Regions from separate parts of the Homo sapiens genome. Here region 2 is linked to region 1. A link is a contact called in ENCODE Hi-C or POLR2A ChIA-PET data. All regions are on one chromosome and are shown on one strand. Each heading gives the region's core, a stretch centred on a gene start or an enhancer-like site at or near the end of the contact. The rest is flanking DNA. Distances are from core to core; before and after follow the strand shown. Region 1 overlaps SLC22A11 (solute carrier family 22 member 11). Region 2 overlaps NRXN2 (neurexin 2).

Region 1 (5,695 bases), core at 3,013-5,512:
GGTGGGAGGGGGACTCTTCACTTTCACCTCTCTGGCTGGCAGTAGGTCCAGAGACCTGGAGTGCCACAGAAGGGCCATGGCATGAGCGGCACCCTCGCTAGGGAGGGACATTGGTGATTGGCAGTCCTGGGCTAAGTGTTGCAGCCCGAGGTCCGTGGCTCCCATCCAGCCCAGACAGGCCAAGATGGGCTGGCACAGCATTGGCTCAAATGGTGATTTAAAAAATACATTTGTAACTAGTTGCTAACATTTAAAAATCAGAAGATTTTCAAAAACAAACAAAAACAGTATTTTTTACCTTCTTTGGAAAAACTGGAAGATCCAGGGGCACTGGGCTGAACTTCGGCCACAGTGGAAGCGGCCGCTCTCCCGGTCCCCAAGGCCCCACTGCCGCTGTCCCCTGGGCTGAGGCTGTGAGCATCGTCCTTCCTCAATACTTGCACCAGCCCCCACCCACCAGCTTCACTCCTTCACATACAGTGCGGACCAACATTGGATATGAAAATAGATTGTTGTCACTACAATTTTAGGGGCCGCAAAAATCCCTAAGGTCTGGAAATCCCTCCTTGGGTTGGCACTGAGGAAGGAGACACAGACAGGTGCAGAGGGTCTTAGGTGCTGGGGACACACAAGTGAACAAAACAGGCAAAAACCAGTGGCCCCGTGGAGCTTACGTTTCATACACAGATCAATAAGTGAAGAGGAAGGCCATCCCATAATTACAATAATTAGGCCATCCCCGCCACGCTGATCAGGTGTGTACCAGGTGCAGTTTATAACACTAGGTGCGTATTAACACACCTTCTAATAAGTAAGATGATGCGATTACCACCATTTTCAAATGAAGGACCGAGACCTAGAAAGGTTAGGTCACTCACCCAAGGTCACACACAGCCGGTGAATGCCAGAGGCAGGATTTGAACCTAGGCAGGCTAACTCTTCACCACTACGTCAGACTGCCTCCAGAAGTCCTTCTTAGCTTCCCTGCAAACAGGGCTGAGAGCCGGTGGGTTGGGCAGATCCTGTGCCTTCCACCAGGAAAGTGTTTCTCCTGGCCCACCTGCCCCTGAGGTTGGGGAGAAATAGACTGGTTTTATAAAATCACCTGGTTCTGCCTGGGGATATTTTAAATGTGCTAAAAAAAAAAAAAAAAAAAAAAAAAAAAGGCCGGGCACAGTGGCTCAAGCCTGTAATCCCAGCACTTTGGAGGCTGAGGCAGGTGGATCACAAGGTCAGAAGATCAAGACCATCCTGGCTAACATGGTGAAACCCCATCTCTACTAAAAATACAAAAAAATTAGCCATGGTGGTGCACACCTGTAGACCCTGCTACTCAGGAGGCTGAGGCAGGAGAATCACTTGAACCTGGGAGGTGGAGGTTGCAGTGAGCCAAGATCGCACCACTACACTCCAGCCTGGGTGACAGAGTGAGACTCCATCTCAAAAAAAAAACAAAAAAACCCAGCACCAAGTGACCTTTCTATCCTAGAAATAGCCCCAGAATCACTGGTGAAGCAGCCAACTCTAGGGACACCCATGCCCAGGCCACCTGTGCCCTGGCTGTGTGCAGGGCTCAGGTGGGCAGGCCCCGGGCAGCCAGGCGAGCCAGATGGAGGTGGCTCGCTTGGGAAGGTGGGCGGCCAGGCATTGGGACTCAGCTTTATTCTGAAACCGCTGGGGACTGCCAGGCTCCTGGCTGGGCAGCAGCGGCACAGAAGCATGTGCTTCCTCATCACTCATCTCAGCTGGAGGGTCCGTGCCCACTGCCCCTTTCCACCCCGCCCCGGGGGAGAGCCCAGCGTGCACTCCCAGCTACACACCTGCCTCCTTACAGGTGGCTGCCAGAATCCGCCCGGTGGCTGATTATTAAGGGCAAACCAGACCAAGCACTTCAGGAGCTCAGAAAGGTGGCCAGGATAAATGGCCACAAGGAGGCCAAGAACCTGACCATAGAGGTGAGATGCTGCTGTCTGCGAGACTTGACCTGGGACAGGACGTGCACTGAGGGATCATCCGTGTGGCCTCCAACAGCACCACCCACTCCAGCACCACCTCCACCAGCACCACCACCAGCATCTCCACAGACACCACCAACACCTCCATCACCACCTCCACACAGACACCACCACCACCACCACCAATCCCGATACCATCACCAACAGCACCACCACTGTCCACACCCACCATCACCTTCACTGCCATCACTCCATCACCACCAGCACCACCAATACCATCACTAACCCCACAGCCACCATCTCTGCAAAACATCTCCACCACCTTCACCACCATCGTCACCATCGGTAACAGCACCATCATTATCAACAGCACCCACACCGTCACCTCCATCACCCACCACCTCCACCTGCATGTAGCACGCACCCACCTCATGGGGGTTCTCGATGTGTCTGGGGAAACAGAATGTGTTTATTTGAAGGTAGCTGCTTTCAGGAAACAGGCGCTGCCAGAGATTAGAGTGAAGATGGGGTCGGAGGATAAGGGAAGGCTTCCAGAAGGAGGCAAGCTAGAGCTGAGAGGACCAGGGCTGAGTCAAACCTGCAGAAGAGCCAGGGCCTGGAGAGAACCTTTTCTGCCCCATCCCCTCCCCTTCCCCTAGGGATCCAGCTTCCAGAGGCCGAGGCCCAGGACAGGCTCCCCGTCACTCTGGCCACTTGGACACTGTTCTCTGGCACAGGGGGTGGGGCAGGGCCATTGCCCTACCATTCACGGTGCCCCCATTCTCCCCGGAAGGTGCTGATGTCCAGCGTGAAGGAGGAGGTGGCCTCTGCAAAGGAGCCGCGGTCGGTGCTGGACCTGTTCTGCGTGCCCGTGCTCCGCTGGAGGAGCTGCGCCATGCTGGTGGTGAAGTACGCCGTCCTGGTGTCCCTCCCCAAGGCAGGGCTGGGACAGGCAGGAGGCAGAGCTGGGACAGGCAGGAGGCAGAGCGTCCAGGGGAAACAGCACCCGCAGGCCTCAAGGGGGTGCATTTCTGTCTGGGACAGGACGCAGACAGCCCCAGCAGGCAGGAGTCCTGGCAGGCAGCAGAGAGGGACTATGCACAGGTGGGATCTGGAGGCTGCCATCTGCAGGAAGCCAGAGGAAAAGGCAGCTCTAGGCTGGGGGTCCCAGGGTCCCAGGGAGGTCCCAAGACAGAGGCAGAGCCAGGGTCCCTAGAGCCAGGGGACCAGCCACGGCCGAGGAGTACCACTGTGTGTCATCGTTAGAGACTTACCACTTTCCTAGAGACCATGGCCATGCTCCTAGAGGGTGAACCTGCATTCGCTGACCCCTCCATGCAACCCCACTTCACTGATGGGGAAAGAGGATCCCAGAGGGGTAAGGAACAAGCCCAAAATAATAGAGCCTGCATTGGAACCGGGCTGAGCTAACACTTGGCTTACCGGCACTGTCACTGCCAGGGCCCGCGCGACCAGACCCTGGCCCTCCCCGGGACCCAAGGTCATCTGGGCCCAGGAAAAGGCCCTTAAAACAAATTCAGTTCCGGTGACATCCAAAAGAGCATATTAAAAAGCAAGGACCAGTCAGGCGCGGTGGCTCAAGCCTGTAATCCCTCACTTTGGGAGGCTGAGGCAGGAGGATCGCTTGAGCCCAGGAGTTCAAGACCAGCCTGGGTAACATAGTAAGACCCTCTCATCGCTACTAAAAATCAAAAAATGAGGCAGGAGGATCACTGGAGCCCAGGAGATAGAGGCTGCACTGAGCTGAGATTGTGCTACTGCACTCCAGCCTGGGCGACAGGGCAAGATTCCGTCAAAGGAAAAAAAAAAAAACCTAAGGACCTGGTTTGATTGGGACTTTTATCTTGAAATAAAACTGAAGTTTAGGAAAACGTTTCTTTTATGCTATATTTAACCACATATGGGTTATGATGGCAAATACTTGCTACATCTTAGAACAAAGATAGATCAAATGCCTTTTTTAAAAAACTTCAATTTTTTTCTGATAAATCAGAAGGAGTGCTCTCACTGCAAACACCCGGGACCAGTTTTTTTTTTTAAAAAAAAAAAAAACCTTCCAGGATTCCTCAGTTCTCCCAGGGGCCGGCTCTGCAACCTTTGTTATTCAAATCAGAGGCTTTGAAGCTGGTGACCTTGTGGGTTTTCCTGTCTTGTTAACCCAGTTGTTATCTGTCCAAGGCTCCAGTGTCGGCCGCTTTGAGCACCAGCCCAGTGACTCTCACGTCACTCACATAAACTTCATGAAACACCGCGGCTTGTGCGATTTTACTCTGATGTTGTTGGGCTGGTGTTGTCCGATGTTTATTGGGTGATGCAATCAGGTGACGCCTAAGGGGAGGGCTGGGAGGAGCATCTGGGTTAAGCAGGGAGAGCACAGATTTTAAACGTGGCCGAGAAGAATTTTACCTTGCAGCCAGTTGTGGATCCAAATCCCATCTCCAAACCATGAGAATTTAAATACCGTAAATTCAGCTACTCGTGAGCCAGTGGGGTGGGGGAGTGGGCAGAAAGCAGACCCTGAGATGGAGAAGGGAAGGCAAGGGGAGATGCAGCCACAGCCTGGGCCCAGCCCAGCCCCTGGGAGCGTGGGAGCTGGGGCCTTTCTGGGTGGTCCCTCTGCCCCATGAACCAGTCACAGGCTGCTCTCCCCAGAGAAGGGGCAGCACTCCCAGGGGCTGGGGGACAGGCTCTCCATCCTGAATGTGGTCTGGGCAATGCAGCCCAGGGTCTCCCGAGAGGCCCTGTCCTGCCATGATTCCCATCTTCCAAGAGAAAGGCACAGTGTGACTGGTTATCAGAATCAAAGCCAGAGAGGGCTAGTCCGGAAGTGAGGGGCAGCTCAGAGGCCCCCGAGGGCAGACTTGGTCCCAGCCAGAGAGGCAACGCCCCAGCGCATCGCTGCCCCTGACACAAAGCCTGTGTGTGAAGGGATGGTGGAGCCACCCTGCCTGCCCTTTCCTGGAAGAGCCTGACGCTGGGGTTGTGTCCTGAGTTTGGCAGGCTTCTGGGATCGCTGGCCGAGACAAGCCCAGGATTGTCCTCCGGGGTTGGCCATGTCCTCCCAGGCAGCTCCTGGTGGGAGGTGCTGTTGCTGTTGGGGTGCCCTCTCCCCGGCAGGGCAGGGACCTGACTTCCAGCCTTGCCCGCAGTTTCTCTCTATTGATCTCCTACTATGGGCTGGTCTTCGACCTGCAGAGCCTGGGCCGTGACATCTTCCTCCTCCAGGCCCTCTTCGGGGCCGTGGACTTCCTGGGCCGGGCCACCACTGCCCTCTTGCTCAGTTTCCTTGGCCGCCGCACCATCCAGGCGGGTTCCCAGGCCATGGCCGGCCTCGCCATTCTAGCCAACATGCTGGTGCCGCAAGGTGAGGCAGGCGGACTGGGCGGTGGGACCGGGCCCTGCTTCCCCGCCCACCCCACTGCTCTGAGCGTGGGGCCACATCCCCTCCCTGGCCCCAGGAGCTGCCTCCCTGTTTTCTTTCTGAATGAGGGAGGCTATGAGGACCTGGAATCCCTCTCTGTGTCTCCTTTTATTGCTGAGGGTGGGAGACTGGGGGAAAGGGACAGGGCGGCACGTCGTGCGGTGGCGGCAGAGCCGGGAGGAAGGCAGGAGGCTGCCTTGCGGCTGGCAGAAGGCCTGAGCGGGGACGGAGGCGGCCGGGGCCCTGCAGGCTGCAGCGAGAGCCCAAGCTCTGAGCGCGAGCAGCTGCGAGGAAACTG
Region 2 (5,896 bases), core at 2,642-5,141, 53 kb after region 1:
TGTGTGTGTGTGTGTACACTGCTGTGGCACTCAGCACATTGACTGTGCATGGAAGTATGAGCTTCTATAGGGGCGGGCTTGGTGGGAGAGGTGCAGGTCTGTGAAGCTGAACAAATTGTGTGTGTATGAGGCCCCTGGGGTTGAGCACACAGCCTGCCTCTGAGAATGTGCACATCTGAACCCCTGTGAGTCTTACCCAGGTGCACATTTGTGTACATGTGGGCATGCCTCTGGGGGTTGGACACACATGTTGGTGCATGAGTACACCTCTCTGCAGATATGTATGTGTGCATTGTGGTGAGTATACTTATACACACATGTACCTCTGTGAGCCTGGTCATAGATGTGCATTTCTGTAAGTACATGTGGGCACACATGTGCACTGTGGTGGGTCTAAGCACACTGCTTACTTGCCTGATCTGAACATGCATACAGGTCTCTGCGGTTCTGAAACACATGTGAGCATCTGCCTGTCTGAACATGCATGTAGGACTCTGTGGTCTGAGCACCTGTGTGTGTTACACAGGTGGATCTGTGCACATATGTGTGCCTCTGAGCTGAGCACAGATGTATAATCTGTGAGTCCGAGGGCGTGTCACAAGGTATATGTCTCACTGAGCCTAAGCACATATTCACACACACTCAGGTCTGAACACAGATGTGTGTGTCCTGTCCTGAGTGCCTGCAATATGCAAGTCTGTCTCTGGGTCTGAGCATGTGTGTGTGATTCTGAACATTCAGCATGGGTGTCAGTAGATATGAGTGTGTGGGTGTGCCTCAGTGGGTCTGAACATGCATGCACACATAGCTCAGAACACAGCCAAGTGCCTTGGTGTGAGACACACAATATGTGTGCCTTGGTGCAACTGAACACACACACAAGTGTGAACCTCTGGGAGCTGAGTAGGTGCACACGTGTGCATCTGAGTGCCTCTGCGGCTATTTCTGGAGCTCTAAGCACACACATGCAAGAGTTGGTAGCTCTGAGTGCATGCATGTGCTTTCATTAGGCTATGCATGTGTGCATGAGTTTATGCTTCTGTGAGTCTCAACAGGTGTGTATCTGTGTTTATGGACTTCAGGGGGGTATAAGCACACACATGTCTCTTGGAGTCTAAGCATGTGTGTGCCTCTGTTGGTCTAGGTACAAATAGTGTGTGCTCCTCTAGGTTTGAACGTGTGTGTGTGTGTATGTGTGTGTGTGGAAGTGGGCCCATGTGAGCTTGCTGGTGGGTATGTAAATGTATGTATGTGTAGGGCTGTATGTGTGCATGCCTCTGGTCATACATGTGCATACAGACCCTGCCTCTGTGGGTCTGAGCCTGTGTGTGCTCTTCTCTTCCTGCACGTCTCGGGTTGTGCAAAGTCAGATCCCCTCAGGGGCCAGGCCCAGGACACAATATGTGGGTTGGGCCAGCTGAGACAACTATGAGTGGGTACATTACCGATGGTGCATGCCCTGCTAAAGGCACTCCCATTCAAAAGCCAACCTCAGCTAAAATAACCGTGTAGATGATGGTCTCACTAAACAAGGGAGAAAGTATGGGCCAGGGTCTGTGGAGGAGCCCAGGTTAGGGAAAAGGGTGAAAAGGTGAGCAGAAATGATCCCAGACCCAGGGATGAGGATCTGCAAGGTGGGAGAGGTAAAACCCCATGGGGTCTCCAGCGAGGCTGCCCCCACCTCTGACACTGGAGCCAAGGGAGTCCTGGCCGTCTGCTGGAGAAAAGCCTCCTTGCATTTGGGCCTGGGAGAGGCTCTGGGCGGCATGGCATGGTCTACACGAGACTGGGAGACCCTGGAGTCATTTTGGTCCTTGCCTGGCCTCCCATTGGGATGATGAGGATCCATCGTTAAACCTTTCACAGTGGTGCAAATGTGGACGTGTAAGCATGTGCGATGCAGGCTTAGGGGAGAGGCTGTGGCTTCTGGCAGTTTCCTCTGGGGGCTCCAGAGTGTACTCTGCCCTCCCTCCTGGCCTTACTTTTAAAGCTGGGTGCTGGAATGGCTATCAGCCCCTCTCTATCCCAGGCTTCTAGACCTCCTCCACCCTTCATCCTCTACTTGGCCCTTTTCCCAAGAGGGTGGCTCAGTGGTCAGTGACCTCACAGATCCCTGACTGGGAACCAGCTGACCCGCCTGCTTCAGCGCCTCCTCACCCTCTGCCCTAATGCAGCCTAAAAGGGCTCAGACCACCAATGCACCCATTCAGCATCAGACCCAGGCCCCTGACTAGACTCCAAGACAGGGCTGGGAGGCTAGAACTTCGGTGGGCAGAGTATGGCCCAGGTGGGATCCAGTGTGCACTGCATGCCCCTACGTGGTGACCATCTGGCCCCAGATACCCCTCTGCAGGGTGCAGGGAAAGCAGAGACTCCTCCTGTTACCCAGGAATTCCTGTCCCAGAGTGTGTGAACATGGGCACCTGTGTGTAAACACATGTGGTGCCACTCAGTGCCCTTTCTTCAGGACCCTCAAAGACCGTTGTCCCCAGAGCCCCGTCCCAGAGCTTTTATGGGGCCGCTCATCACAGCCACTTCCAGCAGGCCTGGGCTAGCAGTGCTGTGTTGGCCACAGGAGCCACCAATAAACGCCTAGAGCTCAGAGCAGTAAAGCAGGGCAGGGGGTACTGTGTGTTGAAGTCACCAGATGCCCAGAGCCCCCCAAAGCAATGGAGGCATTGGAGTGTACATCCTTGAGCCAAGATCGCCCCAGGGGAAGAAGTAACAGCACTCAGCAGAGGGGCCTCCTAGAGAGGAAGGCATCTGACCCAGAAAGCACAGGCCCTGGGCTATGGAAAGGAAGGCCTTTCTGGCCCAGCAGCTGGCAGCTCCCCTGAAGGTCCCTGGGCCCAGGCCCATGGGAATGACCCCTCTCAGCTCTAGCCTACTTGGGGGACATGGAGGGCAACTGGGCTTTAGCCTCTGGGTCTGGGCGCCTGTGCCCCAGAAACCCCTCTGCCCTTGGTTTTTGAAGCTGAGCCTCTGCCCCAAGGCTCCACAGGCCATGCTATGGTCCTGCTCTATCCACACCCCTTCCAAGGTCGTGGCCCACCCTCAGCCTGAATGTCTTTTCTGGAGCTGGGAGGCCCCCAGGCCAGATTCACAGGATGTATCCAGGGCTCACTGCCCACCTCCTGACCACATAATCTCCCCCAACCCCGCAAGCACCGGCCCCAACCTCCAGCCTTCTGGTACCAACAACCCAGGTGCCACCCATTGCAAGGTAATGGGGAGAAGTCTCCAGCAGCCCAAGCGAGAAACGTGGGTGGCCCTCCACTCCCACAGACTCATCTGGCAGCCACCGAGGCCCACACTCCTCCACTGGGAAATCTGGCCACATCCAGTCCTTTCTCTGCTCCCTCTGCCAGCCTCAAGTATCCCACCCTCCCCCAGCTGCTCTTGGCCACCCCCAACCTGCTCAAATGAGCAGCCTTGGCACTCACTGCACCACTCCACATCCCACACTTCTCAAGCAGCACTCAAGGCCACCCCCGCTTTGCCAGCCTGGTCTCTCTCTGTGGCTGCACCCTTGGCTCCAGCAAGAAGTATCAAGCAGAGGCCTAGAAAGCACTCCCTGGCCCCATTGCCCCAGGCCCTGGAGAGCCTTCCCTCCCAGCCCTGCTCTCCTCCTACAGCAGCTCCCCCACTAGAATCTGGGCCAGACCTCAGGCCCTAATATTCCCCAGGAGACCACAAGTCTGGTCTAGGGGGAACCTCCCACCCAGCACACTATCGGATTCAGAGCAGTCACTGTGTTGTAACTGCCTCACCTTGGCCTGGCAGTCCTGGCAGTGTCCACTCTGGGAACACTTCAGACAGAGCACAGGACACCTCCCAACACCCAGGAGAAGAGGAGGGCCCAGGATCCAGCAGAGATCTCCTCTACTAGTGGCCTAGAGAGCACCAGGCCTCAGGGGCAGGTGGGAGTTGTGGTTCTGGACCCAAGAACTGATGGGAGTTGTAGTTCCTAAGCCATGTTCACCCTCCCCCACCCCAGGGACTCATGGGAGCTGCAGTTACTCATCCTCCTAGGGAAACGCCTCCCTCCTTCTCTCCCAGCACCTCTTGGCTCTCAACCCCAGGACCCCAGGCTAAGGACCTCACTACCTCTGAGGGGCTGGGAACCAAAAGGCATCTTGCCAGAGAGCAGCTGAGGGACTGGGAGGATGTTAGGCAAGGGGGAACTATCAGGGAAAGCTAAGGCCTGGCAGCAGGCCCTGGGGCTTGGGCCAGGTGGCAGGGACAGTCGCCCCCCTCCCAGCAGCATCGCAGAGGGACCCGGGGCAGGGGAGGGGGGAAAGGCACTCACCAGTACTGGGCTCACACTCCTCCAGGTCCTCATCATCGCTTGGACACTCAGCAGAGGCCACCAGCAGGTCATCTGTGTTCTGAGGGGCGAGAGAAGGGGTGGGGAAAGAGAGGTTCCAGGCAGGTCAGCAGATCCCACAGCTGCCACTTGAGGTGCACGGTGGCACGGGGGATGCCCCTGGGCTGAGACGGACCAGACTGGTCTGAGTCCCAGCCCTCCCATCTCTTGCTGGCTGACCTCGGGCCTCCATTTCCTGCTATGCACAGGGAACTCCCCAGCAACAGCCCTGCAGGTTTTCATGGCTTCCGAAGGTCAGTGAAACAGCACACATGGTGCTTTTTATTTCTCGGAAGTGAGGAGAGTGGACGCCAGACTTTGACCTGCAGCGCCAGGGCAAGAGGATCTAGGATGCCTCAGGGAAGGTGCCAGGGAGGCAAGGCCCTATGGGGCGGAGCCTGCAGAGGCCAGCGCAGGCAGAATAGGGCCAGGCCCTGGAGGGTTTCCTGGCTCCAGCTTCACCACCCATCACCCCTCATCTCTCTCCCAACCCCCTTTCCTGGAGCCTGAGAGAGCCGGGCTGCACACAGTAATTAGGGCTGTGGTTGCCATGACGACAAGAGAAGACTTTGTCAGCATTTTCTCTCTTACTTATTGCAAAGAAAGAGAATCCCCAAGATGAGTGAGTGTAAGGAGGAGGGGGGCGCTCAGGGGCATGAAGGAGGAGACCCAAGGAGGGAAATCAAAAGTCCAGGCAAGAAGGGAGCGCGAGAAACTGCGGGAAGGTGAGGAGAGAGCTAGGCTGAAGGACAAGGACGAGCAGGGTTGAAAGGGTCATAACCTGCCTCTTCCCAGCCCATGATCTTCAGACTCAACAGCCCTCACTCACCCAAGGGCAAGGCAGTGCCTGGAGGACCCAGCTCCCTTCTGCATTCTTGCCCCCTCGGCACCAGCCTCCATCTTGGGCTTCCCCACCACAGCAGTGACTCCTGGGACTCCCACCTCTCTCTTCCACCAGGATGATCTGCCCATCACCCTCCCACTGAGACCAGACAGCCCCTCGTCCCCTATGATTTGGAGGGTATTGGGCATGGTGGGTACCCAGCCTTGGGTAGAGCCCAGACCTTTTCCCCAAGGGCTCCCTGCTCCCTCGGGGCAAAGTCTTCAGGTCTCCTCAGCTTTCTTTGCAGAGAGGAAGTGGGTACAGGCTTGTCTCTCTGATCTGGATGGCCCCAGCTAGCCTAGTCCCAGGCTTCCTGCAGCACAGACTGGCAGGGAGGAGGGGTCTTAAAGCACATGGAGCCCACCCCTCAGAGGGAGAAGCTGAAGACAGACTGGTGACAGAGGGAGGAGCACATCCTCATGGCCACCCCCAGATCCTGCCCTCACCCTAGAAGGACAGAGGGTGCCTAACAGCCATAGGCTGCCAGACAGGGCGATGGGAAGAGAAGGGGTGGCCAAAAAAGGCCTTCATGCCAGGTGTGAGCCCTCCCTGTGCTAACGGTCAGAGCAAGCACAGGAGGCAACAACTAGAAAACAGCCCAGCCTGGGCTGCCTCAGGAAGTCACACAGGCCTGTCCTGCTCCAGCA

The links. A loop is a pair of places that touch in the nucleus more often than their neighbours do. ChIA-PET counts read pairs that join two places held with the same protein, here RNA polymerase II (POLR2A). Pooled maps may share reads with other maps.
Region 2: a loop to region 1 is called in a map of GM12878, with 2.2 times the contacts of the local background. The contact joins two enhancer-like sites. A Hi-C loop is called at or near these places in 7 of 168 maps with a recorded cell type or tissue (GM12878, GM13976, HUES64 and 4 more), 1 of 37 single-sample maps with no recorded cell type and 1 of 50 pooled maps. POLR2A ChIA-PET finds 5 or more read pairs at or near these places in 5 of 52 experiments (A673, Caco-2, PC-3 and 1 more).

What each region holds. Positions count from the first base shown.
Region 1 is chr11:64,562,474-64,568,168 of GRCh38, forward strand. SLC22A11 (solute carrier family 22 member 11) reads left to right here. Exons shown (of 10, transcript NM_018484.4): 5 at 1,835-1,955; 6 at 2,749-2,864; 7 at 5,126-5,340. Among named protein-coding and RNA genes, the nearest start is that of SLC22A11, 9.4 kb to the left of the region's middle. RefSeq lists an enhancer at 2,341-3,310. Within about 2 kb of position 4,263, at least 15 of the 41 ENCODE cell types and tissues checked have a DNase peak (open chromatin) inside an H3K27ac peak, as active enhancers do.
Region 2 is chr11:64,615,985-64,621,880 of GRCh38, forward strand. NRXN2 (neurexin 2) reads right to left here. Exons shown (of 23, transcript NM_015080.4): 22 at 4,310-4,388. Among named protein-coding and RNA genes, the nearest start is that of NRXN2-AS1, 25 kb to the right of the region's middle. RefSeq lists enhancers at 3,842-4,458, 4,459-5,074. Within about 2 kb of position 3,892, at least 13 of the 41 ENCODE cell types and tissues checked have a DNase peak (open chromatin) inside an H3K27ac peak, as active enhancers do.